Linked DNA regions of Mus musculus: region 1 is linked to region 2. Evidence: chromatin contacts called from ENCODE Hi-C data. All regions are on one chromosome and are shown on one strand. The core of a region is the stretch at or near the end of the contact, and the rest is flanking DNA. Distances in the headings are between cores, read along the strand shown.

The links. Hi-C counts contacts between places; a loop is a spot of excess contacts on that map.
Region 1: a map of regulatory T cell shows a loop between it and region 2 (2.8-fold over the local background). The contact joins the promoter of Hps1 here to the promoter of R3hcc1l in region 2. A Hi-C loop is called at or near these places in 3 of 37 maps with a recorded cell type or tissue (T-helper 17 cell and regulatory T cell).

Annotation. Positions count from the first base shown.
Region 1 is chr19:42,777,921-42,781,395 of GRCm38, forward strand. Hps1 (HPS1, biogenesis of lysosomal organelles complex 3 subunit 1) reads right to left here and starts at 2,058. Exons shown (of 20, transcript NM_019424.3): 1 at 1,994-2,058; 2 at 634-726; 3 at 202-363. The coding sequence starts at 318. It overlaps Gm16244 (a long non-coding RNA gene), which reads left to right and starts at 1,112. Exons shown (of 2, transcript XR_386720.3): 1 at 1,112-1,423; 2 at 1,520-3,475.
Region 2 is chr19:42,517,284-42,520,755 of GRCm38, forward strand. It overlaps R3hcc1l (R3H domain and coiled-coil containing 1 like), which reads left to right and starts at 1,522. Exons shown (of 7, transcript NM_177464.4): 1 at 1,522-1,574.

The DNA of each region.
Region 1 (3,475 bases), core at 808-3,307, 260 kb after region 2:
TTCCCCAATCACTGGCCCAGACAGTGAGATAGGAAATCACAGTACTCAAGACATCAAAAGGCTGCCCCCTGTTGGCCAGGCACAGGCCCTGCGGACTCCTCCTGCCTGCCTGGAAGAGGCACTGGGACCTCCTGGCCTCGGGTGGCTCTGTGGCTCCTCTACCAACCCCACCTCCACCAGGACGGCCTGTTCTGTAATTACCTCCTCTTCCTCATCCTCTGACTGCTGGAGCTTCAGCCGGAGGCTCTCAGCAAACTCCTCATCTGTCCAGTAGAAGAGGACCTCTGCGCCCTCGGTGGCCACCAACACGCACTTCATCTTCCAGGGAAAAGCGAGGGCAAAGGTCACATCCGTGAGTTCAGCCTGGGTAAGGAGATGGGCTTCAAAACAATGGACACTCACGGAACCCTCGTCTGCATGCCTGCCATCACCCAGTCCTTCTGGGGTTCCTGTCTTTGGTTCCCCCAATGAAGTAGTGACATGGGGGGTGGGGGCAGGGCTGGAGAGGGGGAGGGGGAAGAAATGTACAAAGAGGTGCATGTGGCAGTTCAGTTCGCTCCTCTCATTCTGCTCTTCAAGTGGGTGCTGCCCACCTCTCCACCCTCCATCCTCCAGGAGAGGAGCATGGTTTACCTTGGCAAAGCACACAGCAGGGCTTCTGAGGAGCTAGATACTCTGACCAGGTCAGCAGACAACAGCAGCACAGCATCCTTGGGCCTGCAAATGCTTAAGGCAGAAAAGGCATGAAGGCATTCAGAGGGTCTGGTTTCCACTGCCGCCTGTTCCTGAGAGTGGACAACCTGGACACGGGCTGAGAAGTCACAGGTTCCCCCATTTTAAGGACCACAAGCTAGAAGGTGTCCTTTATGTGGAGCAAGCGTTGATGACACATTAGCTCCTACCTCCTCTGCAACTGGACAGTTTATATTTGGGTCACTCATTCACACACAGGTGGGGTCAGCAATCCCACCCTGAGCAGCCCCAGGGAGCGGTGAGCAGGGATGGGTTACTACACAACCCATCGCAAGCTGGCAGGAGGTCCCAGTGAAAAGCTGCATTCGGGTTTGGTTCTGGTTGGGCTTTCCTAAGGTCCCATTCAACTCAGAGATTCAAACTCCTCTTGGGAGGCCAGGGAACAGAGCGCTGTTGCACCTTCCTACCGGGTTACGGGGTTCCTACCAGCCAGGTCGCAACCTCAGCCCAGTAGGCTCATCTTAAGGACAAGAACGGTGGGTAGGTGTTATTCTTATTTCCCGGCTTCAAATAACAAGAGAAATAAGCTGCCTCTGGAATCCTCCCATTTTGATAACAGGCAAGAAGAATCTAAGGCGGAGGAGGAAGGTTTGATCCTGGGGATTTTGAAAGCAATGAAACTCTGAGCCTGGCTGCACCATTCTCGGGCTTGCCTTGATGGTAACTTCCGGTAAGCACCCGCATACTTTTCGGTGGGTATCTGGTTTTACGGTTGCGGCTAACCTCATTTTCTGATCTTTGTTCTCTTTATATTTTGCTCTAAAAGGAGGAAACTTTGAAGAGAAGGGCGATTCTGAGAAAAATCCCCTGCACCCACTTTTACCACCCGGGTCACAGTTCTCTCATTGTCCCTAGCAAACTGTCCCCGTGGCCTCTGTCCCGCCTAACACAGCTCAGTTGGGGGGTGGGTGCGAGGGGTGGGGACTATAGCCTGTGATGCTCCAGCAGGAGCAGCTGGCCTAGGAGGGAGTCTCTCCCTGCGCCGCTTAGCACCGCCTCACTGCGTGGCTCCGCCCAATAGCTGCTTAGCACTCTTTCAACGACACCCAGAAATTCTGACGTACCCTCCCCCTCTCCTCCCGGGGACGAAGGCCTGGCTTGTGACGCCCGCTCCAAAAGGCATGAGACTGATGCGGGTTTCCCCGGGTGCCCGGGCCTCTCCAAACTGGGAGAGCTTGCCGGAGGTGCCCACCGAGGGGCGACCCAGGACTGCGCTTGGTCACCCACGATGCCCACGTACCGGATCCGCGGCTCGCACCGCCCAGCGTGTAGCCAGCCTGCGGCGCGCTTCCGGGTAGGACACGTGACTCAGCCACATGACCGGGGCCTGCTTTGTGGGTTCGAGCCCCGCCCCGTCAGGCATTGCTCACCCTTCAGGCTACTGTGCTTGCTGGTCACCCGCCGCTAGGGAGCCGTGCCACGTTCACCCTGGCATAAGTAGGTATCTCACTGCCTTTAGAGGCACCAGCTGAGCCGGTGACATTTCTAGAGTCTCTTTTGCTTGATTTAGCTAAAGGGATTCCCCACAGATTTACAGAAGGGGCAACTGAGAACCCCGAGGGAACCCCCTTGCTGAAGAAGGAACAAATGGAACCAGAACCCAGGTTTCCTTGCACCTTCACCTGGCCCTTCCCAGCCTTTCGTTTTCTTGCCGAATCTAGTTGTAGGTGAAAGGTACCCTTTTTGTGGGTGCTTTCCCTTACTTACCTCCAGGGGGCGGAACCCGTGTGTCTTAGTCAGGGTTTCTATTCCTGCACAAACATCATGACCAAGAAGCAGTTTGGGGAGGAAAGGGTTTATTCGGCTTACACTTCCATACTGTTGTTCATCACCAAAGGAAGTCAGGACTGGAACTCGAGCAGGTCAGGAAGCAGGAGCTGATGCAGAAGCCATGGAGGGATGTTCTTTACTGGCTTGCTCAGCCTGCTCTCTTATAGAACCCAAGACCACCAGCCCAGAGATGGTCCCACCCACAAGGGGCTTTTCCCCCTTGATCACTAATTGAGGAAATGCCTTACAGCTGGATCTCATGGAGGCATTTCCTCAACTGAAGCTCCTTTCTCTGTGATAACCCCAGCTGTGTCGAGTTGACACAAAACCAGCCAGTACACCATGCAGAAGAGCCCAGCTACCTTTGGGCTCCTTGATTTACAAAGGTTCCCAGTCTGACTGAGGGCTGCATACACATTAGGGCTTTTGTCTTGAACCTGCGAGTGATTGCATACTATCAAGATTTTTATGTGTATTTGGAGGGGCAGAAAGAGTGAAGAAGGCCAATGGAGTCCACAGAAGAGGTTGGGCGCCTACCACAGGTCCTCATTGGGTACCTTGGTGCTTCTGAGAAACTTTGTGTACGACCCAGCATGAGCACTCCGCACCCACTAGGCAGAGGCCAAGAGCCAGTGCTGCGGCCACTCTAGCTACCTAAGGTACAATTAAACAACATCGCAAACGCCTGCGCCTGCGCCTTCGCCACCACCCTGCTCAGCCAGGCTCCACAGTACAGCCACAAGCATCAGTCTCCTGGAGTCCTGAATCTGCCGACACTATCCTGACTTCGGTCGGTCATTTCCCCCTTGTTTCAAACAGTTTGTAAGCCTGAATAACTGTTACCCGTGAACAATTTATAACTAATCTAGTCCATGTTACCTGATGCTAGTGACTTGTGTCTTGCAGATGACTAAAGAATGGCGCCGATCATCTCTTCATGTGGTTTTTCTCT
Region 2 (3,472 bases), core at 272-2,771:
CTACTCAGACCGAGGACCATGCTTTGATCCCCAGCTTAGGCTATGGCAGGAAGTAGAGAGAAGGACAGGTTACTTTACTCCCACAATTCCTAGCTCAGCTGATGACGATTTTTTTTTGTTGTTGCTGCTTTTGTTTTTTGCTATGGAACCATTTGACTAGTATCTGTCTCTTCTTAAGGGACCATAAATCCACAGGGGTAGGCACTGGTCTGCTCATTATTTTCGGCCCCAGCACTGGCCCATTGTAAGCAATAATATACAACCATTTTGCTGAGTGGTCAGCTCACCCGAGGGGGAAACTTTTTAGGAAGGCTCACATCTAACCTATCCCATAATCAGATCTGGTAAGGGATGGGAAGGAGAGTAGTGGATTGGGAACTACTATTTTGTAAAAGCTCCAAGGTGTTCACCTTCATTCCTTCTCTCAAACTCAATCGAATGGTGTCTTTACAGGGTTTTAACACAAACACGACTTGATTAAATTTGTTATTTACACAACTCGGCCTTTGGCAGTAAGGACCCCACAGCCGTACTGAGATCAGTAAGGAGAACAGTAATCAGCTAAGAAACTAAGCAAGTGGGAATTAAGTATCTGGCAGTGGAAATAAAGAACAGACTCAAATGCTAGAGAGAGAGCCTCTACAGGGTTTGGTTAGCATTCAAATGTAGATGAAGAGGCATTGGAGATAGATGGGAAGGCAGTGAACAGAGAGGAGAGACACAGTATGAACTTTTCAAATATTTCTTTTTTTCTTGTATAGTTCCGAGATCGAATCCTGGGCACTTCACCTGTTTGCCAATCACAGGGCTATACCATTCGCGCCACCAAAGCGTTCAAGCCATTTTTTGACAAGTCTGCAAGATAGGAATGAGATAGGGTCGTCTAGAAGTTGGGAGTACGATAAGCTAAAGCAAAAAAAGGGGCCGGGCTGGACGCTCCCCTTCCTTATTCTAAGAATTGCAGAGAACAATATTCAAGAGGTGAGTTCGGGGGGGGGGGGGAGAATTACAGGAAGAGACCGAGTCGAACGGCATGGAATGAGGAAGGCAAAGCTGGATAGTGTCATAGAAAATAAATGATAATGTCCAAGAGCTTCAATGACTAATGCTTAAGTTAGACAGCCTGAAAATACTTGCAGTGGGTTTGGCGACAAGGACACTGGCTGCAACAAGGACATTTTCTGCGGGGGGCAGAAGCTGCAGTGTAGAACTCAGCACACACAAGGAAGGAAGTAGAGACGCTAAGTGCAGATTACGCTCGAAGAAACTCGCCCGTGGACGAGGAAAGAGACACGGTTATGATTGAGCAGGACGTGAGAAGATTTGAGCGCTTTCACAGCTGAGGGTTGAGATGGAGGATGGACGATACAGGAGATAGAGGAGCGTCAACGCCCTCCCGCCCTCTCCATTTGCCGGCCCCGCCCCCCACGCGACGCGACAGGGGCTCGCGAAGACTACAACTCCCAGGAGGTCCCGCGGCGTGGGCGGAGCCAAGGCCTGGCGCGCACCCCAGCGGCGAGCGGAAGAGCAGGCGCTTCATGGTGGCAGCGGAAGCGGAGAGCGACAGCGTCCCGGTAACCACGAACCCTTGAACCCGATTCTTTCTCTCCCTGAGCTGGTGCTGGTTGCCCTCGCGTCTTTCCTCCGGCTCGGGAGAGGACCCTCTTTCCTCCTGTGTGTTAACGCTGGTTTTCTTTTCCTCCGGTGACGCGCGGGGCAGGCCCCCGCCTGGGGCGGAGGTTATTGGGAAGCTTCCGCCCTTCGACCTGTTGGAGCCCCGGGGCGGGAGGGCCACCCTCCGGTCTCTTCTGTTTTCTAAGGGGCCGGAGGCCTGCCTTGGGCCTCTGCCCTAATGCTTCTTTCTGGTAGAAATCGTCTCCAGTCACCAGGTAGCGAGCGGGGTCTTAGGACCCCTCTGGGCTGCGGAGCTGTGGACCACCGAGGTGGCTTCGGGACAGCCCGGGGCCGCGGGCGATTCCCGGGCAGTGGCACTTCTGCTCCGCTGCTAGGACCCCCGGGCTATGGGCTGGCCGGGAACAGTTTGTAAAGTAGGATGTTCTTCCTGCTCTTCTCGGGCGGTCCTCAGAAAACTTCCAACCCACTTTATCGAAAGTTGTCTTACAAACTTTTTTTTCGTCGCATCTGAGTTGTGAGGGAAAGAGTACGGGGTTTATAGAGTCTGAATCCTGAGAGGATGATGGGTTGGCCACTTGATGGACCTGTGGTCTTTTGTAGTCCTATTACCACCACCTTGGTTTCTCTGTCTGGAAAAAAAAAGAGGGGGTGCAGGGTCTTTTGTACTATGCTTTTCAGTGTTATGATCTATGTGTGAGACGTTTGTGCTAGAAAACATTTAAAATAAAGTTCCTGTACCCTCTCTTGTGTGGTCCAGGTCAGTTGGATTTTAAAATCAACGGTCATGTCTTTATGAAGACCGGAGTTAATGGTGTCTTTAGAAACTGCGATGAAACCTACAAGTGTTAAAGCAAGGTTTCAAGCGGAGAGGTGACATTAGGGCTTGACCACCTGTGGAATCGGTGTCAAACTTCGAGGCCCATCAGCATGCGACACACAGCCAGCTGCCCCTGTTGCTCGGTTTCCGCTCTTGGAAGCACTACACATGACAAGCATCCCCTAAGACTTAGAGCTCCCGAAGCTTGGTGCTGAACCACCAGTGTCTAGGGTTTGTGGGTTGCAGGCACTACTTACTCATGTAATAATAGCTGCCTGAGCTATTTAGCGCAGGGTTGAGGTGTCTGTAGTTCATTGGTAAGATTGCATAAGGCTCTGAATTCTCTCCCTAGTAGTAACCACAACAACAATAACAAGCAACAGCAGCCTTTAATCCCAGTACCAGAGTCGGAGGCTGGCTGGTCTCGGAGATTTTGGTAGCCTAGTCTGGGTAGTGAATTCCAGGCCAGGAAGAGCTCCTCTTTAAAAAAAAAAAAATTACTCTTTTTCACTCTTAGGGTTGCCTAGGTTTCCCATAGTGCTGCTCTGACGTGGTTATTGGGTATGCTCTTAAGTAAATACTTTTCTAGAGATTGCTTTTCTTTTTCTTTCTTTCTTTTTTTTTTTATTTTTTTATCTTGTCAGTTTAAATTGGACTGGTCTTTTGTTTGTAACCTGTACTTGAGTGTATTTCACTATGTAGTGTAGCTCCTAGCAGGACAATTAACTATGACTCAGATATTGACAAGAATAGAATTCTATAGGACAATTTTTGTGTCTCTATTCCCCCCCCCCATATATGCATACATGTATAGGGTTTTTTTTTTTTTGTTGTTGTTGTTGTTTTTCATTTTTGAGACATGGTTTCTCTGTATAGTCCTGGCTGTCCTGGAAACCACTCTGTAGATCATGCCAGCTTTACACTCACAAGAGATTTGCCTCCTGGGTGCTAGGATTAAAAGCATGGGCCACCACCCAGCACACATACAGTTTTTAAGTTAGGCTGTTTGTAAAGTTTTAG